Linked DNA regions of Homo sapiens: region 2 is linked to region 1. A link is an interaction called in ENCODE POLR2A ChIA-PET data of the cell type or tissue named here. Cell type or tissue: OCI-LY7. All regions are shown on one strand. Links, peaks and the distances in the headings refer to the core of each region. The heading gives the core; the rest is flanking DNA.

Region 1 (11,853 bases), core at 4,774-7,273:
AGCACTAACTATCCTTTATTATTACTGTAAATGAGACTTCTTTAATTATGAATTTTCTAGCTGTTTTCTCAGAAATAGGAAATTTAATTTTGTTGGCTTTATCTCATATTCTGTCATTTTGCTCATATCATTTCCTTACTTATAATTCTTTAAAAATATTTTCTATGTCCATAATCCGGCCACCTTACATTGATAACTTACCTCTCTTTCTTTCTTTACTATGTCACTTCTTCATTTGTTTTTGTATCACTCACTACAAATGTTTGTTAAAATTAGAGTAAACAATAAAAGATACTCCTTTTTTTTTTTTGAGACAGAATCTCGCTCTGTCACTCAAGCTGGAGTGTAGTGGCATGAATATGGCTCACTGAAACCTCAACCCCTTGGGCTCAAGCAGTCCTCCTGCTTTAGCCACATGAGTAGCTGGGACCACAGGGGCACACCACCTGATTTTTTATAGAGACTAGGTCTCACTATGTTGCCCAGGCTGGTCTTGAACTCCTGAGCTCAAGTGATCCTCCTGCCTCAGGCTCCCAAAGGGTTGGGACTATAGGTATGAGCCACTGCACCTGGACGAAACACCCAACAAGAGCATTCATAAATGCCTACAGATTTCACCCTTGAGATAACATTGGCTCTGGTTCTTGGCTCTTGGTTTTGAAACTAAAATTGATTGCTTCAAGGAAAGTAAACTAGGTGATAAGGGGAAAGGGGAAGAAGGATATTTTTCACTATACAGGTTGAACACTTAAAATCCAAAAACCTGAAATCCAAAACACTGCAAAATCCAAAATTTTTGAGTGCCAACATGATGCTCAAAGGAAATGCTTATTGGTCATTTCAGGTTTTGGACTTTCAGATTTAGGATAAGTATAATGCAAATATCCCCAAATCTGAAAAAGTCCAAAATCCAAAACACTTCTGGTCCCAAACATTTCAAAGGGATATTCAACCTGTATACTCATAGTGTGCCTCTGAATTCTGAACCACATAACTATATTCATTTCTTCAGAAAGTAAACAGTTACATTAATAAATGTGTACTTTTAATCAAAAATGCTTCTTATTCCAGTTTGAGTGTATTTAATATAATTTGTATAATCGCTCCTCTCAGCAACTACTAATTTTTATTATATTAGTTTTTCTTACTGCTATAATAGACTATTAATTTTTCTTTGTTATACTGACTTGCATTCTTGGGATAAATACTATTTGGACACAATGTATAATTCTTCTATTTAATAGTATGCAGTTTTCCTGCTAAAGAAATAATTTTAGGGCTAGAAAAGAATATCTAGTATCTTTGTAGATTAAAAAAAAACCACTCAACACACAGAAGAGACAAAATGCAAAACAAACAAAAACCCTTAAGGCCAATAAAGCCTAGATGATTTGTTTAAGGTCACACTGCTTGTTAATGGCAGAGTCAAAAAGAAAAAAAAGGCAGGTCTCACAATCCCTTGGTTCAACTGATTGTCGGCTAAGATTTTACTTAGTAAGTAATTTTGTACCAGTACTAATACGCAATATTTGACGAACATCTTCCCCTTTTTTTTTTTTTTTGAGATAGAGTCTCACTCTATCACCCAGGCTGGAGTGCAGTGGCGCAATCTCGGCTCACTGCAACCTCCGCCTCCCAGCTCAAGCGATTCTTCTGCCTCAGCCTCCCGTGTAGCTGGGACTACAGGCGCATGCCACCACACCCAGCTAATTTTTTTTGTATTTTTAGTAGAGACAAGGTTTCACCATATTGGCCTGGCTGGTCTCGAACTCCTGACCTCGTGATCCTCCTGCCTCGGCCCCCAAAGTGCTGGGATCACAGGCGTGAGCCGCTGTGCCTGGCCCATCTTCCTTTTTAGAGTCAGGTTTTTGGATGATAACCAATTTATTCCATAAAATGCGCTTAGGTAGTAGGATTCCTTGTTCTAAGTTTTAAAAAATAACTTAATGTAACATCCAGGTTTTAATGTACTTCAACTTTAAAAAATTCTACTGTGACCCCATTAGGGAGTCAGTTCTTTTTTTAACATCTATTATTTCATCCTAATATTATTTCAGTGCCTTTATGTTGACCTCATTTGGGCAGTTTTTTGTTCTTGTTTTTTTTTTTGAGATAGAGTCTCGCTCTATTGCCCAGGCTGGAGTGTAATGGTGTGATCTCAGCTCACTGCAACCTCTGCCTCCCAGGTTCAGGTGATTCTCATGCCTTGGCTACCCAAACAGCCAAGCAGCTGGGATTACAGGCATGTGCCACCATGCCCAGCTAATTTTTCTATTTTTAGTAGAGACGAAGTTTCACCATGTTGGTCAGGCTGGTCTCAAACTCCTGGTCTCAAGTGATCCACCCTCCTTGGCCTCCCAAAGTGCTAGGATTACAGGCATGTGCCACTGCCCCAGGCCAGAGCAGTTATTTTTGTAGTCGGCTATTTCAAATATATTGGTAGTATAACTATGTATATATCATCCCTTTAAAACAATGTTTTCTATTTCTGACTTCTATCTTCTTTATATCAATTAGGCCAACTATTTATTAATTTTTATTGTCTTTTCAAAGATCAGATGGGTCCAGTGGTTCACACCTGTAATCCCAGCAATTTGGGAGGCCAAAGTGGGAAGACTGCCTGAGCTGAGATGTTCGAGACCAGCCTGGACAACATGGTGAGACTTCATCTCTAAAAAATTCAAAAAATTAGCCAGATGTGGTGACGCATGCCTGTAGGCCCCATTACTCAGGAGACTGAGGTAGGAGGATGGGTTGAGCCTGGGAGATGGAGGCTGCAGTGAGCTGTGATCACACTACTGCACTACAGTTTGAGAGCAAGACCTTGTCTCAAAAAAAAAAAAAAAAAAAAAATCAAACTTTTTAGTTCCTATTATTTTTACATTTTACTTATCTGATCTTACCAAATCCAATGTACAATGTACACTAAATATTTAATAAGTGTCTATTAAATTATAAAGTTAGAGGCCGGGCGCAGTGGTTCACACCTGTAATCCCAGCACTTTGGGAGGCCGAGGCGGGCGGATCACAAGGTCAGGATATCGAGACCATCTTGGCCAACATGGTGAAACCCTGTCGCTACTAAAACTACAAAAATTAGCTGGGCATGTGCCTGTAATCCCAGCTACTCGAGAGGCTGAGTAAGGCAGGAGAATCGCTTGAACCAGGGAGTCGGAGGTTGTGGTGAGCTGAGATCGTGCCACTGCACTCTAGACTGGCAACAGAGCAAGACTCCATCTCAAAAAAAATAAATAAATAAAAAAGTAAAAAAAGTTATAAAGTTAGTCTTTTTGTATTGTTAATACAAATCTCCAAGGTCCATTTTCTCTAATAACTGTGGCCCAATTTTTTTTTCTCTTTTAAAAAATTTTCTTTATTTTTTATAATATGGAATGCTTCACCAATTTGCATGTCATCCTTGCATAGTGGCAATGCTAATCTTTTCTGCACTGGTACACTTTTAGAATATATGCTGCTGAGGCAAGCACTCCATCCCAATTTTTAAAATACATTATCACTATATTTCCTTAATTTTCAAATAAACTCGTATTATGTACACATTTCTATAGCCTGCTACATACAGTTAACAGTACTATAAAGCACATTCTCACATTTGAATTCTACAACCTAATATCACTTTTCAGATGGTAGATTCATGACCCAAACCCAGATTTTCTGATGCTAGATCTTGAGCTTTTTTTCTTTTTTTGAGACAGGGTCTCACTCTGTTGCCCAGGCTGGAGTGGAGTGGCACAATCTTGGCTCACTGCAACCTCCGCCTCCTGGGTTCATGCGATTCTCCCACCTCAACCTCCCAAGTAGCTGGGAGTACAGGCATATGCCACCAGGCCCAGCTAATTTTTTGTATTTTTAGTAGAGACATGGTTTTACCATGCTGACCACGTTGGTCTCAAATTCCTGGCCTCAAGTGATCCACCCACCTTGGCCTCCCAAAGTGCTGGGATTACAGGTGTGAGCCACTGCACCCCGCCTTGAGCTCTTTCTATTATGCTGATTATCAATGTCCAATCTGACTCAGGTTTTAAGAAAGTATTTAAAAATTATCTCCGAGATGCATCTGTTTTAGATGGGTTCATCTTTATTTATATTTTTATGTATAAGTGAATACGACGTATGAAATTTTTAATTATCCTACAAAACTATATATTCAAAATTTCAATTTATTTGTTCCAAGATATATTTAGCTTTTAAACTTTTATCTTAAGAAAACAAATTTTGTTCTAAGCATTTATTTATGTATTTATTTTTATTATTATTTTTTTTTTGAGACGGAGTCTCGCCCTGTCACCCAGGCTGGAGTGCAGTGGTGCGATCTCGGCTCACTGCAACCTCTGCCTCCCGGGTTCAAGCAAGTCTCCTGCCCCAGCCTCCCGAGTAGCTGGGATTACTGGCACGTGCCACTACGCCCGGCTAATTCTTGTATTTTTAGTAGAGACCGGGTTTCACCACATTGGTCAGGCTGGTCTTGAACTCTTGATCCATCTGCCTCGGCCTCCCAAAATGCTGAGATTACAGGCATGAGCCACCGCACCCGGCCTATTTATTTTTAATTTATTATTTTTTTGAGACGGAGTCTCACTCTGTTGCCCAGGCTGGAGTGCAGTGGCATGATCTCGGCTCACTGCAACCTCCACATCCCAGGTTCAAATAATTCTCCTGCTTCAGCCACCTGAGTAGCTGGGACTGCAGGTGCACACCACCATGCCTGGATAATTTTTGTATTTTTAGTAGAGATGGGTTTTCACCACATTGGCCAGGTTGGTCTCAAAATCCTGACCTCAAGTGATCCGCCCGCCTTGGCCTCCCAAAGTGCTGGGATTATAGGCATGAGCCTATAAGCCCATAGGTGGAAAAGAAAATTCTATAGCTGTAAAATGTACATGTCTGGCCTGTTGTAAGCATTTAAAGTTTACATTTTATAGCTATAGAATTTTCTTTTCCACAATTGTTGTTACTTAAGTTTTCAATGTAGCATCTATTTGAGTGCTTTCTACCTATGGGCTTATTCAAGTACTTAAAAGAAGCTCATCTAGAATCTCACATATAAAACGATGAAATAATGCTAAATAAATAGTTCCCAAGCTAGGGTCCCTACACATCTCAGTTTTCATGAAGGTAATAAAGACAATCTGTAAGCAGACTGTGGGCCACCACACCCGGCCAAAGTATAAATTTGTAAATGAAAACCAAGGGCAGTGCAAGGGCTAGATAGAAACCAATAAATCTAAAAGTGCTGAGGGTTTCTCAGGAGCTCTCCCAGAGCACCATCTGGTGGACATCTGGCAACTTTTACTAGTATCAATAAGGAGATGGACACAAGGTTCTACAGGCTGGTTACTCAAAAATCCCGTGGAAACTCTCTAAAGCTGCTGCCATCATTAGCTGACTACACATACCTGGATGAGGTCCAAGATTCCAAGTTCACTCTCTGAGGAATCCACACAAAATACAAAGTAGAGGGTAGCATAGTGCCGGTAGATCAGTTTGTAGTCAGAGCCACCAATCAAACTGCAGAAGATGGGAAACATTTAAATGCCCACAGCTTAATTAAACACATCAAAAAGAAACCTTGTGCCAAAGAATGAGAAAGGACCCACTGGAAAGGAGAAGGCCAAACGCTAGAAGCAGGCCATTCTTACTAGGTGAATGGCAACCAAGTTTGGCAGAGGTACCTAAAGCCACCTTACCTCACCTCTTCTCCTGCCTATCCTCCCGGGGATCAATCATCTAAATGAGCAATATCAGAAGCACAATAATTGAACTGCGCCCCAAAGAGAATTGTGTCTCTCCCTGAGCAGATCATGGTGAGACCAGCTAAAGTTGCATCAAGTACCCACCTGACACTTGAGTACTGTCAGAAGATGCAATAATGAAGGCCACTCACAAGTGGATATATGGGGAGAAAAATGAAGCTGACAGTTTACCTTCCACCCTCCAAGAAGTTACAGATGTTGTCATCCCGCTTGAGGACTAGATGGAAAGTCTCTCGAACAATCTGCTGTTGAATTTCTTCTGGCTATGAAACAAAAAGATAAGTGAATCAGTGGGCAAGCCTGAAAAACTACATCCCATCCATGGGGATGGACAAGGGAAGAAGTGTTTCTAAGCTGGGAACATCTAAACATTTAGTACTTGTTTCTAGAAATGATAAAAATGATGAGAAAAAATAGGAGTGAATCTATGAAAGATGGGTGACAATGCTCTGATACAGGAATTAAGATAGGGTATATTTACCTAAATATCTAAGTCACTAACCATTACTGTCCTATAGGTAAGCTGATATTTAAACAAGAAAAGGAACATTGATAAACTCTCATACAAAGTCAGAGAATAACTGGAAGGCCTGATCCTGAAATATTTTGTCTTCCCCTGGAAAACATCTATGACAAAGATATAATAAATCTCAACAGGTCTAACATTTTAAGAAGGTCAAGATGTGGGCCAGGCACAGTGGCTCACGCCTGAAATTCCAGCACTTTAGGAGGCAGATCACAAGGTCAGGAGTTCGAGACCAGCCTGACCAATATGGTGAAACCCCATCTCTACTAAAAATACAAAAAAAAACAAAACAAAATAAAACAAAAAAACAATTAGCTGGGCGTGGTGGCGCATGCCTGTAATCCCAGCTACTCGGGAGGCTGAGGCAGGAGAACTGCTTGAACCCAGGAAGCGGAGGTTACAGTGAGCCGAGATCACGCCACTGCACTCCAGCATGGGCGACAGAGTGAGACTCCATCTCAAAAAAAAAAAAAAAAAAAAAAAAAGGTCAAGAAGTAATCATGTAAATGTTTTAAAAAGTTATATTGGCAAATACAGCTGCCATCTTTTGTACTGGTAATATAGATACTACATATAAGATGCTGTGTTACTCACCAACAAAGTATTATTGAGAAAAATAGATTACAGATTAAAATTTTGAACAGTTACAAATAAAATGTATTATTATTATTTTTAGACAGAGTCTTGTTCTGTTGCCCAGGCAGTGGTGTGATCACAGCTCATTGCAACCTCCACCTCCGGGTTCAAGCGATTCTCCTGCCTCAGCCTCCCCAGTGGCTGAGATTACAGGTATGTGCCACCATGCCCGGCTAATTTTTGTATTTATAGTAGAGATGGGGTTTCACCATGTTGGTCAGGCTGGTCTTGAACTCCTGACCTCAAGTGATCCACCTGCTTTGGCCTCCCAAAGTGCTGGGATTACAGGTGTGAGCCACCATGTCTGGCCTTATTTTTTCACTTACTACGTGCATAAGAAAGCTCAACTCTGATGAAATCACTTTGATAACTCACCTTTGATTTCTAATTATACATATGAGTTTCAGAAGAAGTATGGTTAAAAGGGTAAGAGAGGGAGAAACCAGCAATTAAGACAGATAATAACTTAAAGCTCTAGAGCATTGCTTCTCAAATCTTCATTTGCAATGAATCAGCTGTGAATGCTGTTAAAATACAGATTCGGATTTAGCAGGTATAGGTTAAGTCCTGAGATGCAAGTCTAGTAAGCACCCAGGCAATAACATTTCTGCTGGTCTGGGGACCACACTTTGAGTAACGAATCATAAGAAAACCTTCAAATTGGACTTGCCCCAAGAGTTAGAAAATAGGTTCAAGTAATTTTAATCCCTTTCTTTCTATAGCCCTGAATTTAGCTTTGAAATGGTTATTTAAAAGAAACAGAGAGGGGAAAAAAGGGAAAACGTAATTGTGGGGAAATTACTTTGACTCACATGGGTATGGAATGGCTCACAGTATTTACTGACTGAATGAAAACTTGCTAATCATTGGTCACTACAAATTTGAGTAAATTAATCACTATTTTCCTCATTTCCATTTAAAGAACAAACAAAGCTCACAGATGACAGGATGCTGTAGGAGACGAACTCTATATATGCAAAATACAAAACATGCTAAGCATCAGCACTTTTTAAAACTGACAAAGACATCTTTTGAACTAAAGCCTTTTATCTGACTCTGGGGGAAGTGGCAGCAGTGGGGAAGTGGTACGAAATGATGAGGCTACCTAATTTCTAGTTCAATAAAAAGGTAAACTACCAATTGCTTACATGCCTCAGTGATTTTAATAACCCCTCATATCTTTTTAGTACTCTGTAGTTTTCAAGGTACTTTCATCCATGAGCTCATGAGGTCTTATAAAAATCCTATGATCCAAAGATACACGAATGGGCAATAAGCACATGAAAAGATGCTCAACATCATTAGTCATTTTGGAAACTGAAATCAAAACCACAATGAGCTGGGTGCGGTGGCTCACGCCTGTAATCCCTGCACTTTGGGAGGCCAAGACGGGCAGATTACTTGTGGTCAGGAGTTCGAGACCAGCCTGGCCAACACAGCGAAACCCCATCTCTACTAAAAATACAAAAATTAGCCAGGCATGGTCGTGGGCACCTGTAATCCTAGCTACTCAGGAGACTGAGGCAGGAGAATCACTTGAACCCGGGAGGCAGAGGTTACAGTGAACCGAGATCACGCCACTGCAGCCTGGGAGATAGAGTGAGATTCAGTCTCGGAGGGAAAAAAAAAAGCCACAGTGAGATACCACTTTACACCCACTAAAATGTCTTTAACCAAAAATAAATAAATAAATAACGAATGGCAGGGATGTGAAGAAACTGGAATCATTATACATTGCTGATGGAAATGTAAAATGGTGCAGCCACTTGGAAAATTTGTCAAATAGTTTGCAGTTTCTCAAAATGTTCACCACAGTTACCATATGATCCAGCAATTCTACTCCTAGGTATATAACCAAGAGAAATGAAGTCATAAGTCCACATAAAAACTTGCACAAGAATGTTCATAGCAGCATTAATTAGAAGAGCCAAAAAGCAGAAATATCAACTTATAAATTGACAATCAAAATATGGCATATCCATATAATGGAATATTATTCAGCAATAAAAGAAATGAAGAACATCAGATACATGCTACAACATGGATGAATCTTGAAAACATTATACTACATGAAACATGGCAGACACACAAAAAACCACTTATTTATGATTCCATTTATAGGCAACGGAATAGGCAAATTCCATTTGCCATTCTGGAACTGGCAAATTTAGAGGGAAAGAAACTCTCTGGGGCTGGGAGAGTCATGGAGAAATAGGGAGTGACTGCTAATGGGCAGAGGTTTCTTTTTGGGGTGATGAAAATGATCTAAAATTGATTGTGGTGATGGTTACACAGCTTCTGTGAACATGCTAAAAAACACTGAATTGTCCCCTTTAAATAAGTAAACTGGGGCCGGACACAGTGGCTCATGCCTGTAATCCCAGCACTTTGGGAGGCTGAGTCCGGTGGATTGCTTGAGCCCAGGAGTTCAAGACCAGCCTGGGCAACATAGAAAGACCCCGTCTCTATAAGTAAATAACATAAAATAAATAAGTAAACAGTATGGCATGTTAGTTTTATCTCAGTAACCCTGTTAGAAAAAAACTAGGGGGGAAATTTGCATACACACAAATGCAAATACAAATAGTTACGCTGAATACTCATATACATACATATATATATATACTTTTTTGTGTGTGTGTGTGATGGAGTCTCGCTCTTTCGCCCAGGCTGGAGTGCAGTGGCGCTATCTTGGCTCACTGCAAGCTCCGCCTCCCGGGCTCACGCCATTCTCCTGCCTCAGCCTCCTGAGTAGCTGGGACTTGGAGGTGCCCGCCACCGCGCTTGGCTAATTTTTTGTATTTTTAGTAGAGACGGGGTTTCACCGTGTTAGCCAGGATGGTCTCCATCTCCTGACCTCGTGATCCGCCCGCCTCGGCCTCCCAAAGTGCTGGGATTACAGGCGTGAGCCACCGCGCCCGGCCTGAATACTCATATTTTTACCTCGATGTAATCTACTTAATAAAATGTAATCTAGCTTTAAAAATCTTATGAAGGAGTAAAATTATTTTTTCATTTCTAATTGACAAAAGACAATAAAAGTCTGAAAAGGGTTTATTAACTTGTCAACAGACGCAAGAGTAGAAAAGGTGGAGCTGAAGCCTGAACACGTTTTCTGGCTCTTTCCCCTCTTCAGTTCCACCAGTCCCCCAATTATGTAACATTTTGAAACCCTGCCATGAAGAAATATAATCTTCGAAGACAGGAAGCAAATACTGATGTTTATGTGTTTGCAAAGGAACGTGTTGGGAAAATTCAAATTTACGTAATCACTTATTGAGCCCTTATGCGGCAGCATTTATAATTTCTCATCATTTTTCCACTTTTAAACTGATTTTCTTCAACCCTAAGAGTGAAGGGTATCTAGTCTCTGGAAAGTCCCAGCCAACACTGAAGCAAAATAATTCCAAAAAAAAAAGAACTTTTCCAGTTCTGGCTATAACAAAAACTTTCAGAAACTTAATATTTCTTCCTCATGAAACTGTGGTCAACAACCAAAAAGATGACAGAATGTGACTTCAATCACTCAAGTTCTCATCGAGGCACACTCCCCACTGTCGCTTCTATCTCGTTCCCAGAGACCCACGGGAAAATGTCACAAAATGGCACAGAAATGCCAGGATCAAGAAAAGGGTCAGCGAGAGCGGGGCAGTAGGGCGGGAGACAGAAGGCCTGGCACCAGCCTGCGCCTAGATTAAATGCTTAAGTAGGGCGAGGGTCATGCTCGGTGCAGGAGCCCCAGGTGACCAAAGAGCGGTGCCCCCGGGCGCCGAGAGGCCAAAGAGGAGGGAAGACATAGTGGGCGCCCTGAAGGGGCGTGGTGAAGCCGGGCCGCACTCACGAAACGCTGGTAGAAGCGGACTAGCCGTGGCTTCCCATGGTTGTTGAAAACCAGAATCGCCTGAATCATCTTTGCCAGCCACGGTTCTCTCAGCACCGGCTACTCCCAGAAAGCTCCTCCTTCCGCCACAACACGATCACTTCCGGTTGGTGCGCTGCTGAGAGCGGCACTCGGAAACTTGGCCCCGGCGCTCACGAGCCCTAGCACCCAAGGGTCCGGCCTCTCTGACGCCTTGGAGGGCAGGTGCGGATGCCGAGGAGAGTGGTCACCTCGGCCAGCGTTGGTTGGCCAGTCAGGATGCGAATCCGGATCTATGTCCCTCGCCCAGACCGACGGCTGGCCCCAGAAGCCGAAACGACCGTCAGCCGGGTTGCCAAAACGGAGAGGCGGCGGGAGCTTGCTTTTCTCACCGCCCGCTCCAAATCATGCACTCCCGCCATCCCCTTAGCGCTCGCAGAACGTTCCGCGGAGTGGAGACGCCGGTCATTCGGCCGTTCGTCGGTTATGGAACATTTCGTTCATTTTAATTTTTCAGTATTATAATGCTGCAGTGAATTACGTAGCTGTCTCTCCGTGCAGATGGGCTGTTCCTCTATGGTAGACGGTGAATGGTGGAATTAAGGAATTTTTAGTGCATTTCCATTTAAAATCCCAAATCGATCAAGTTCTTATTTTTGTTTGTTCTTTTAATGACCCAGTGTGGGTGAAGTGGAGCATGTCCGTATACTGCAGATGGAGCAGCGGATACAGATGCAAATCGATCCAGAGGACTGTTTGGCGATATGGATCAGAAGCCTTTAAAATATATAACAGTCCGGGCGCGGTGGCTCACGCCTGTAATCCCAGCACTTTGGGAGGCCGAGGCGGGCGGCTCACTTGAGGTCAGCAGTTCGAGACCAGCCTGGCCAACAAGGTGAAACCCCGCCTCTACTAAAATTACAAAAATTAGCCGGTTGTGGTGGCGCGCGCCTGTAGTCCCAGATACTTGGGAGACTGAGGCAGGAGAATGGCTTGAACCCGGGAGGCGGAGGTTGCAGTGAGCTGAGATCACACCACACTGCACTCCAGCCTGGGTG
Region 2 (11,853 bases), core at 5,947-8,446, 140 kb after region 1:
CTTCCTCCCTCTGACTCCTATGGACCCGGACCCCACCAGACTATGTTGGGGGTGGGAGGGTCATTGGATGCCAGTTGAGACAGCTGATGGCCCCCCACCTGTGCTTCTTCCTCCCATCTGGTCCAGAGGATTCAGATCCATGAGAATGGGTGGCAGAGAAAGAGAGGAGGAAGACCCCGGTGCAAGATGACTCCCAGTAATGGCAGTAGATGTGTGGGGAAGGGAGCGCAGGTGGCTGCAAGGCCGTGGCGCCTGGGCAGTGCATTCACCTGCTTGTGAAATGATGGGTCCCCCAGGAACTACTCTGTCTGTGGCTTCCTTGCCATGCCCCCTCTTCCTCTCATACTTTATCATCTCTGCTGCCTCTCCCTCCACCTCCATCCTTGCTTTCTTCTGAGGGTGGGCAGGTAGGTCTCCCTGCTAGATCAGGCTGCTACATCTCCCTGGAGTTTTTGGCCACCTCCTCTCCTGAGCTGCCGGTGTTGGGGTGGGTGGCAGGAACCGATAGAACATCCAAGGTGAACATCGGCCACCCTTTCCATTAGCAAGGGCCTGCACCGGGTATTTGGCCAGAGTTCCTCTGAATTCACTTGGTCTCTGGCAGTTGACCTTGGGTTGAAAATGCAGTTTTTTGAGTGGGCTTTAGAGATCATGCTGAGGAAGAAAGAAAATAGCGTGCACGGATGTGTTGCTGTGGTTGGATTTCACTGGCTGTTTTTCATATACCTGTCTTTTCCCTGTGAGAGAAAACAGCCATGACAGTAAGCAGGGGAAGCTCATTTGAGAGTAGGGGACGTGGAGGGATGAGGGCAGTTCTCCGGGGCACCCCTGAAAATGAATTTCCTCCTCCAGAGCCAGGGTGACCGGGTCCCTCACAGGGCCACCGTCTGCAGGCATCAACACTCTTTTGGGTCTAAATCCAATTATTCCTCAAGTTCTTCTTGGTGGCTTCCTTCACTCTCTGGCCAGGGGGAGTTTTGCAGAAATACTGTTCTAACAGCAGAGCATGTCTGTGACCAAACCTTGGGCAAATACATATTTAAAGAAATCTTATTATTAAAATAGTCAACCTTATGGTTTATGTAGACAATCTGATAAACACAGACAAGGGTAAAGACAGTACAAATTGCTCCATAATCTCACAAGCTGGAAATTACCAACACCATTTAGTACTTTTGTGTATTTCCTCACAGCCTTTTTCATTGCATATATGTAAATACACTGTATTTTAAACATGGTTACAAGCACATTGAACTTTATATCATTTTTCTTTTTCATTTGACATAACATTATGGCAAACAAAAACTTTAAAAAAGCACATGGGCTTTACAAGTGAGCATATGCTTTGCAAACATTTCTGTCAGCTACCAGTAACCAACTGCAAAAACTCATATTCTACCCAAAACAGAAATTGTGCCAGTCGGGGAGTCCTTTGATCACCATGCAGTAAACCTCGCCAAAATATTGTAAATTTAAACAAACTAAAACCCAACCACTTGAAAAAATTTAAAGCACTTAAATTGCTATTGGTTCAAGGAAGAAATAAAGAATGTACTGACAAATATTTAGAAAGCATTGAAAACTAGAATGCCACATACCCAAACCTATGGGAGACAGCTGGCACTATTCTCATAGCCTTAAATGCTTTTATTATTAAAAAGGGAGAGAGAAAAGGCAAATAAACTAAGCATTCAGCCTGAGTGCTTAGGAAAAAAAAAGAATAAAAACAGCCCCTAAGGAAAATGAGAGGGGAAAAAAATAGTAAAGATAAAGGCAGAAATCAATGAATTAAGAAACGGAAACACAGTGAAATCAGCAAACGTATCCAAGAGCTGATTCTGTTTTTAAACAAACAGTAAAGTAGCCTAACCCCTGGCAATTCTATTTGAGAAATAAAAGGGAGAAATGAGAAAAAAAACAAAACAACAACAACAACAACAAAAAAAAAAAAGGGAATGAGAAAGGGGACATTGCAATAGATACAGAGGAGATTTTAAAATAATAGAAACGTATGCACAATCATAGGCATAATTTCAAAATCTCAATTAAATGCATGCTTTTCTGAAAATATATATGTTGCTAATTGAGAAAAAATTTTCAATCCTTATCGAAGCATTGCCCCTCTACCCACCAAAGACACTGGTCCCAAGTGTTTTTGCTAGTTAATTATTTTGAATTTGATAATACTGATAATGCTAAGCTGTTCCACAGCTTAGCAAAAGATGGAGAGCTCTCCAGTTCATTCTACAAAGCAAAATAAGCCTGATATTAAACATGGCAAAGAGACTATTTTGAAGCATGAAAATGCTGGGTAGGAAATAGAATTCAATAATATATTAAACAAGTCATCCACCATAACCCAGTGGGGCAGGAGGAAAGAATAGTCAATATTAGGAAAGCTTAATATAGTAACTACGTCATGCTAATGCATTAAAAAAGTAAAACCGTATTGTTTCCAATATGTGCTGGGGAAAAATGATTAAATTGAACAACCATGTCTACCTAACCAATACAGCAAAAAAAAGGAACAGAAGGGTGCATTCTTAGCATAATAAAAAATATTTCAAACCAATAACCAATTCTGTAATTAACTTAAACACTAGAGGCATTCTTGTGGAAACCAGTAACAAAATAAGGAGGTCTGCCATCACCATCACTATTTAACATTGCTTTTAACACTCTAGTCAACATGATAATACTGAAACAGAAACATATAAATATTATAAAGAAAGAGTAAAAGTATTAAATAACAGTAAGTACAATTTACCCTCTGCCAAATCTTAGGCTAGAGGTTTATTTCCAAAGTTTAGAACCAATAGCAAAAGTCATCAAAAAATTCAACAGATTTGACTACCTTAAAAAATTGTAACTTCTTTTTCTTCTTCTGTTTTTTTTTTGGAGACAGAGTCTTGCTCTGTCGCCCAGGCTGGAGTGCAATGGCGAGATCTCAGCTCACTGCAATGTCCAACTCCTGGGTTCAAGCGATTCTCCTGCCTCAGCCTCCCAAGTAGCTGGGATCACAGGCGTGTGCCACCAACCCGGCTAATTCTTGTATTTTTAGTAGAGACGGGGTTTCACCATGTTGGTCAGGCTTGTCTCAATCTCCTGACCTTAAATGATCCACCTGCCTCGGCCTCCCAAAGTGCTAGGATTATAGACGTGAGCCATATGCCCAGCCATTGATATTTTAATTCTACCAAGATCCTATATATAGATTAGTTTTTAAAAATCAAGATTTAAATTTGAAGGCCTTGCTCATGCCTGTAATACTAGCACTTTGGGAGGCCAAGGCAGGCTGATCATTTGAGGCCAGGAGTTCAAAACCAGCCTGGCCAACATGGCAAAACCCTGTCTCTACTAAAAATACAAAAATTAGCTGGATGTGGTGGTGTGTGCCTATAGTCCCAGCTGCTCGGAAGGCTGAGGCATGAGAATCACTTGAACCTGGGAGGTTGCAGTTAGCCGAGATTGTGCCACTGTACTCTAGCCTTGGTGATGGAGTGAGACACTGTCTCGAAAAAAAAAAAAAAAGATTTAAATTTGAAGACAATATGCACAGACGATATAATTAGCAAACAAATGCCCGACCTAAAGAAAATGCCAAATGGTGAGCTCCATGAGGCTAGGAACCAGGTCAGTTCTGCGTAACAGATACTAAATTGAGTTAATATTTGTTGACTCTATTGAATTAATATTTGTTGAAGAAATTAATGAATGCAATACAAGTTTTGAAAGTATACCATTTTTAACTTTTTAAATTAGAAGAGTTTTTAAAAGATTTTATTATGAAAGAATTTCAACTATTGAGAAAAATTGAAAGTATATAACAGTAAATACCCATACACCAATGGCTGAGATATAATAGATGTTAACATTTGCCATATTTGCTTCATCTGCACAGGTATATATATTTTTTCCTGAACCATTTTGAAGAAAGTTACAGAGCACACATCATTTCTCCCTTCAATAGTTCCGCATACAAATCCTCTGTCACCCAGAACTTAGCAATCTGAATGCAGGGTATGGGAAGCTGCTGCACTGTGCTCCAAGGGTGTCTCTGCAGATTGTCCCAGTCTCTGAGAAGGTATTTAGGAGTCACCAACATGACCTGCTGATATGTAAGAGAAAAGAAAACATGCATTTATTGTGGATCATGCCCTGTGCTGGGAGTTTACCAATGGCCTCCTGTTTAAATCCTTTTTACAATTCTGCCCATATTACAGGAAGTTGAGGTTCAGAGAGGTTAAGTAACTTGCCCCAGTTGACACAGTGTCATTATTCACCAAGTCCCTTCTGACACCATCAAATTACCTGACATTTGCCTCTTCCCTTTATCTTCTCTGTGCGTGAATGCATGGAGGTGATTTGTTGGGCAGTGTGGACAGACGGGAAGCAATCTCAATGTCCTCCAGTGCAAGAATTGGCAGGCAAATGGGGATGTGTGTGAACGGTGTGACTATGAACATGGGTGATCGATTACGGACATGCAAGATGGAAAATTGCTTGTGGCATCCAGATAAGGGAAAACAAGTAGGACACCAGATTGTATACACTGTGATCAAAACCATGTGAAAAACACATGCATGAAGAGGACTGGGAAGAAATACACAAGAAGTGGTTGCATTAGGGTGAGAAGGAGTATTCATGTTTTTCTCATCCGTCTTTTTCAAACCTTTTGTAATGGGTGGTTTTATTAATTTTATAATGGAAAATGTTAATTTAAAAGCAAGTTATTTACAGTTTAGTAAGCTCATGGCAGGGAAAGGCTGTGCTCTGTTTATTGCTCTTACTTTTTCCCAACGCCTACTCCCATGCCTGGCAATTATAGAGATAATAAATGTGGGTGTGGAATGAGTGCCCACTGGGAAACCTCTCAGAGGACTTTGACCCAGGAACATATTTGCACAGGGTTTCCCTCAGCTGGAGAAGGTTTCTCTGGGAGAGCACCAGCCAGGTGTGTGTCATGGGATATATTTACAGGGTGGTGAGCTCTCCTGGTCCAACCTAAAAGGTCCCAGCAAGGTGTAGGGGCCCTTCTGGCCATTTGACATCACCAGGGCAGTTAGTGCTGATACAAACCACAGAGAATGAACAAACTCCAACTCAAACGGGAATGGATTTTATGTCATTCTGGGACTTTCAAACTTGATAATAGACCAAGCATGGTGGCTCACACATGTAATCCTAGCACTTTGGGAAGCCAAGGTGGGAGGATCGCTTGCGGCCAGGAGATTGAGACCAGCCTGGGAAAGGTAGCAAGACCCAGTCTCTACAAAAAAATTTTTTGTTCTGTTTTGTTTTTGAGACAGAGTCTCAACTCTGTCGTCTAGGCTGGAGTGCAGTGGTTTGATCTTGGCTCACTACAACCTCCACCTCCGGGTTCCAGTGATTCTCCTGCCTCAGCCTCCCGAGTAGCTGGGATTACAGGCACATGCCACCATGCCCGGCTAATTTTTCTATTTTTAGTAGAGATGGGGTTTCACCATGTTGGCCAGGCTGGTCTCAAACTCCTGACCTTAGGTGATCCGCCCACCTCGGCCTCCCAAAGTGCTGGGATTACAGGCGTGACCCACCGTGCCTGGCCAAAAAACTTTTTAGTAATTAAAAAGATCAAGCTTGATAATCACAATCATATGAGCAGTTATTAAGTGCCAGCCTAAGTGCATTTACAGACATTCCTTATTTAATTTTCACAACAGCCATTAGCATTAGCTATCGGCCGGGCACAGTGGCTCACACCTGTAATCCCAACACTTTGGGAGGCTGAGGCGGATGGATCGCCTGAGGTCAGGAGTTCGAGACCAGCCTGGCCAACATGGTGAAACCCCGTCTCTACTAAAAATACAAAATTAGCCGGATGTGGTGGTGCATGCCTGTGATCCCAGCTATTTGGGAGGCTGAGGCAGGAAAATCACTGGAACCTGGGAGGCAGAGGTTGCAGTGAGCCAATATCACGCCATTGCATTCCGGCCTGGGCAACAAGAGCAAAACTCCATCTCAAAAAAAAAAAAAAAAAAAAAAAAGAAAGAATTAGCTATCAGCTCCATTTTATAGATGAGGAAACTGAGGCACAGAGGAAGGAGGGATGGGTTTCAAGGCCGGTCTTGGTTTTGCCAAGAACTTGACTTTCAGCAAATCGTAAGCCTTCTGGGCTTTCATTTCCTTGTCTCTGAACGAAACAGCTGGCAGGAGTTGAATGCTTATCATGTGCCAGGCCCTGGCCGAACACTCTGAACATGTGCGCACAGAGTGTGTGTTAACCAGTGGGGGAGGGGGCACCAAGCAGGCCCATCTGGGTGGGAATATGAAGCCACCTTCCCAACAGGGCAGTCACATATGCCCAGTAGGAAAGAGCTGTATCTGTGCTGCAGAGAGGGTCATTTCAAATTAAAAAAAAAAAAATTGGCTGGGCGCGGTGGCTCACGCCTGTAATCCCAGCTCTTTGGGAGGCCGAGGCAGGCAGATCATGAGGTCAGGAGATCAAGACCATCCTGGCTAACACGGTGAAACCCCGTCTCTACTTAAAAAAATACAAAAAATTAGCCGGGCATGGTGGCGCGCGCCTGTAGTCCCAGCTACTTGGGAGGCTGAGGCAGGAGAATGGCGTGAACCCGGGAGGCGGAGCTTGCAGTGAGCCGAGATCCCGCCACTGCACTCCAGCCTGGGCGACAGAGCGAGACTCCGTCTCAAAAAAAAAGAAAAAAAAAAAAATGCTTAATGGATTGTTTGGTAACAAATGGATACCAACAAATACAAAATGGCCATTTCTTTTTCTTTCTTTAAAGAAACATTTGAATTGGAGGCTTAGGCTCATCTCAAGAGGTTGTGGACCCGACAGTTGGTGGTGATGGGTTTTGTTCATAAATGAGAATAATAGTTGTGAGTTTAATCCAACACATTGATTGAAGTGAATGAAAAAGAACACATAAGCTGTGTGAATATAGTGACTAATCATAGACTCTCGGGATTGAAATGTACCCTGGGGGGATCCAGGATGCAGCATCACCCGGGAGCTTATTATTAATGGAAACGAAGTATCTCTCACAGCACCCTAGACCTGCTGAAGCAGAATCTGCATTTTAGCAAGATCCCCGGGTGATTCCTCAGCACATTTGAGAAGCAGCGCTCTCATTTGTCCTGTCTCCTTTGAGGAAATCGGAAGACTAGAGAGGTTAAGTGAGGACACACAGGAAGTTCTAAAAAACTGTAACTCTGGTCTCTCAACACCAGGTCTTTGCACAGCACTTGCCCCATGGGAGAAACCCGGTTGGTTTTGTTTTTGCTTGTTTTGCATTCCCAAGACCAATTCTTGTGAGCCACTGGTCATAGCCCATCTCTCTTGTTTTCATGCAGCAGGGGCATCTTCAGTGGCCACGTCATCTCTCACTCTCTGCTGGGGAGCTTGTTAAAATGCAGTTGCCTGGGTCCAGCCCCAAATCCACTGGATCTGGGTGGGTGGGAACCAAGTGCCTGCACCTTAAAATACCCTCAGGTATTCCTAGGTGCCAGTGTTGTTACGGCCAGCTTGGGCCAGCTATGAACTGTTACAGTGGCTTTTTATTCTGAAATTAAACCTGCAGATACTTGGGCTAGTATCGACTAAAGCCCATTTTCATCTGAAGGAAGCCATCCAGCTACTAACATTATATTGTGTACTGAGTATTGACTGTGAATTTCTGTTTTTTTGAGACGGAGTCTCGCTGTCGCCCAGGCTGGAGTGCAGTGGCGCGATCTCAGCTCACTGCAACCTCTGGCTCCCAGGTTCAAGCAATTCTCTTGCCCTCAGCCTCCCAAGTAGCTGGGATTAGAGGCGCCTGCCACCACGCCTAGCTAATTTTTGTATTTTTAGTAGAGACAGAGTTTTGCCATATTGGCCAGGCTGGTCTCGAGCTCCCAACCTCAGGTGATCCTCCCGCCTCGGTCTCCCAAAGTGCTGGGATTATAGGCGTGAGCCACTGTGTCCAGCCACTGTGAATTTCTCATTAACAGAACGTTCTCTTTCAACCTCAGCTCCATGGAACTCAGCAGATCACATGTGGTTGAATGTAAATTCCAGGACATTTAAATGTATTATTTTCTATTTTTAAGAGAGAGGAGAGGCAGATTGGATGAACTTGGAAAATTAAATGGCCCCCAAAAAGTAACAATTAAGAATGTGTGTTTGGGGCTGGGCACGGTGGCTCATGCCTGCAATCACAGCACTTTGGGAGGCCTAGGCAGGAGGATCACTTGAGGTCAGGAGTTCGAGACCAGCCTGGCCAACATGGCAAAACCCCATCTCCACTAAAAATACAAAAATTAGCTGGACATGGTGGTGGGCACCTGTAATCCCAGGTACTTGGGAGGCTGAGGCAGGAGAATTGCTTGAACCCAGGAGGCAGAGGTTGCAGTGAGCTGAGATTGTGCTACTGCACTCCAGCCTGGGCAAGAGTGAGATTCCATCTCAAAAAAAAAAAAAAAAAAAGAATGTGTGTTTGGCCTGTATAGTCTTAGCTACTCAGGAGGCTAAAGCAAGAGGATTCCTTGAGTCCAGGAGTTCAAGGCCAGCATGGACAACATAGCAAGAACTTGTTTCTAAAAAAAGAAAAAAAAAGTGTGTGTTTGAAATTTGAGGCTCTGTGGCTAGAATTTTCACTTAAGAGGAAATATATATCTGCATTTAAAATTCTTTAATTTATAAACATTCTTGTGTATTCTTAGGCCAGTGCCCCACAAAAGTATGGGCCATGCACCAGTGCTGTTCTGCACAATGTTAACCAAGCAAGAGGAGGAGCTAAACATAGAAAATGGGATTGGTGTTTAGAAACTTCTGTAGTTTGACATTGGCAGGATGACATCCAAATGGGCGATTGGTGGCTTCATCTCGAACAGCGTGTGGGCCAGGGTGAGCACTGTTGACCCCACGTGGCAGGACTCAGGACTAAACTGCTTGTTGATGTTAGATCTGAGAGGGATTAAGGATTAAGATGAATCAAACTGACCTTTCACCACAGAGTTTGAGAAGCACTGGGGATGTTAAAGGTGGGGAAAGTTTGCAGCGGGAGGTGTGCTTTTTAAGCTTAGGAAGTGGAAAGCAGGAGAAGAGTTGGACAGGCAGAAGTCTTCTCGCTCCCACTTCACCCTCGAGATCCCAACAGGCCAGTTCAGGCAGAAAGGGGTTGGCTCCTAGGCTAGCCGGCTACTCCACGTTGAGCCTTCTGCCTTGTCCCATATGTTCCTTTTTCCTGTTTTTTTAGAGACAGGTTCTCACTCTGTTGCCCAGGCTGGAGTGCAGTGTCTGTTCACAGGCATGATCATAGCTCACTGCAGCCTTGACCTCCTGGGCCTGAGCGATCCTCCCAACTCAGCCTCCCAAGTAGCTGGGACCATAGGCATTCGCTACCATGCCCAGCTTGTCCCATAGACTTGGTTTGACTCTGGTCACAGAGCCTGGGGAGAAACTCCTTGATTCAAGGCAGAGCAAGGTGGTTTAAGAGATGGCCTTCTGAGTCCTGCCTGGCCTGGGTATGGAAACGTGGGCGCTACCAGCTGTGCAAGCTTGGCCCACTGACTTTCTTTCTTTGCCCCTCAGAGTTTAGAAAATGGGAATGGCTGGATGCGGTGGCTCATGCCTGTAATCCCAGCACTTCTGAAGGCCGAGGCAGGCAGATCACTTGAGGTCAGGAGTTCAAGACCAGCTTGGCTAACATGGTGAAACCCTGTCTTTACTAAAAGTACAAAAATTAGCTGGGCGTGGTAGCAGCTGTAGTCCCAGCTACTCGGGAGGCTGAGGTGGGAGAATCGCTTGAACCCAGGAGGCAGAGGTTGCAGTGAGCCGAGATCGCATCATTGTACTCCAGCCTGGGTGACAGAGTGAGACTCTGTCTCAAAAAAAAAGAAAAGAAAAGAAAAGAAAAGAAAACAGGTGAACGACAGTCACTCCTGGAGGGGTTCTTCTGCCAGATAGAAACAAGATATCACATGCAAGAGGCTCTACACATGGTCTGCACTCAGGAAAGGGAGGAATTCTTTGTGCTGTTTTGTCTATGTTATTTGAAAAAGTGGATTGCATTGTGGGTCCCCAGAAGTTGCCAGCTGTCCTTCCTGTTTCCAAATTCCTGTGTGTGTGTGTGTGTGTGTGTGTGTGTGTGTGTGTGTGTGTGTGTATTCTGTGCCTGTGGTGGTGGTGGCCATGGTGTCGGCAGCAGCAGGGTTGTCAGGAAACAACCATCGGTTTCCTGCTGATTAACTCAGTTCCTGGAGGGCCCTCCCTAGCAGCAGGGGAAGCCTGGCAGCTTGGCTGAGCCTCCTCCGGCCTCTGCCTCACCCGCCAGCTCTTCTCACCCCTTCTGAGAGGCCCGCCTGCTCTCCTGCTACCCTAGAGCCCAGGACACCCTTGCAGGCCTTCTGAGCCTTCTTTGTTCTGGCCGTGGGTGGGGCACCCGGCTCCACCTGCCTCAGGTTTTGCCTGCAGGTGCATTTCCTTTGCACACCTGGCGCCTGTTGGGGACTTAGACCTCTTCCACATCGCCCCAAGGTCGGGCTGAAGAGATTTGGATCTTCTGAGTTGCAAGCTCCCAGAAACGATGCTGTTAGGACCCTCTGTTCACTCAGAGAAAGAGGCTTGATGGCCGGAGCCCCAGGGCTTCCCTGCTGGTAGAAGGGGTGTCTGGAGGGCCTCTGCCTTCCGTCATCAGAAGGAGGTTCTAGCAAGGTAAAGAGGCCCGTATAGTACTGGGATTTTGGATCCCTTGAGTGAAGGACCAGGCAGAGAAGGGGAGCACTGCTGGAGGATGTCGGGGGCTGGGCCAGGCTGGGCACAGGCACATGGCCATGGTGATTGACCGCATTTGCCTCACCACTTCACGTGGGGACCTGGCAACCACACAATGGCCCTGGGGCATGGTGTGGGGGCTGAGACATGAGGCAATGGTCTTGGTCTCAAACACCCCAGCTTCCGGCTGCTGGGCGTCACTGACTTGCTGTGGCTTCCTGGCCTGGCTCAGCATTGGCCGTCCGGCTCCTGCAGCAGTGACATCTCCACTCTGGACCCATGAGCCCATCAGCTCTTGGTGGACAGGTTTGCACAGTTGCCCCTGCTGCCTGTGCAGTGAGCTGGCTGCGGAAGGCAGGACTCCCAGGGCTAGGAGGGTATTAGCAGGCTGGCTTTCGGGCCTCAGCACCATCGTGCTTCTTATGTGCCGGGACAGGATCAGGACCATGTTGTGCCTAACATCCGGCAGACCCTGGTAGCTTCTTAAATGATGACACTTTCCAGCACTCACATATCTCATCTGAGTTAGGCCGGGCTCTCTAGCTGGGGCGGGAAGCCCCGCACTTCCTAATACCTGGTGGCTGAGTCAACAACATGGGGACGTGTATTTGGATAGCAAACAGCGATCAGCAGCGGAGCCAGCCTGCTGCCTTCCTGCACCCGCCTTCTAGCAAAAATGTCCTCTGGAAAGGTCAGCCAGGACTGGCTACATAATTTTCAGGACCAGGTGTAAAATGAAAATGCAGGTCTCATGTTTAAAAGTCAGTAAAATTTAAAGAACAGCAGAGCACGAAACCAAATGTGAGCCCTTCCTTCTACACGTGGGGCCCCAGGCAGTGGCACCATTGCATGCCCCCAAGGCAGCCTGGAGTCAGCGTTTCCCAGCCTTGTGAAGTCCTCATGCTTCCAAGGGTGGCAGGATTGGGTCCTCTTTGGTAGAAGAGCTGCTTGGCATCCTGAGACGCACTCGCCCCATCCGGCCCCACAAGCAGCTTTCTCAAGAGCTGGAGTGACTTCCACTTCGAAGCGCAAGCACTTCACCTTCTCCTTTTTGTTCTTCTCTACCCTGTTTCCTTCTTTCTTTGTGAACTCAGAAAGCT

The links. ChIA-PET counts read pairs that join two places held together with the same protein. Peaks named below come from ENCODE experiments on the same cell type or tissue, not always from the same donor. Only the 100,000 strongest peaks of a DNase experiment are listed, where the experiment ranks them.
Region 2: POLR2A ChIA-PET joins it to region 1 with 5 read pairs; 12 of 35 experiments call an interaction of 5 or more read pairs at or near these places.

The regions. Positions count from the first base shown.
Region 1 is chr15:89,883,104-89,894,956 of GRCh38, forward strand. ARPIN-AP3S2 (ARPIN-AP3S2 readthrough) reads right to left here. Exons shown (of 10, transcript NM_001199058.2): 6 at 5,946-6,037; 7 at 5,418-5,529. It overlaps AP3S2 (adaptor related protein complex 3 subunit sigma 2), which reads right to left and starts at 10,891. Exons shown (of 6, transcript NM_005829.5): 1 at 10,778-10,891; 2 at 5,946-6,037; 3 at 5,418-5,529. The coding sequence starts at 10,846. MIR5009 (microRNA 5009) reads right to left here and starts at 927; the gene lies at 828-927. It also overlaps the pseudogene RNU6-1111P. RefSeq lists enhancers at 9,180-9,929, 10,922-11,071, 11,426-11,853. In OCI-LY7, for the core only: CTCF peaks have their summits at 5,289 (motif pointing left) and 5,490; no DNase peak of the experiment used is centred there.
Region 2 is chr15:90,024,331-90,036,183 of GRCh38, forward strand. The region is part of intron 1 of ZNF710 (zinc finger protein 710); the gene reads left to right. Among named protein-coding and RNA genes, the nearest start is that of MIR3174, 24 kb to the left of the region's middle. In OCI-LY7, for the core only: no CTCF peak of the experiment used is centred there; a DNase peak (open chromatin) is centred at 7,221.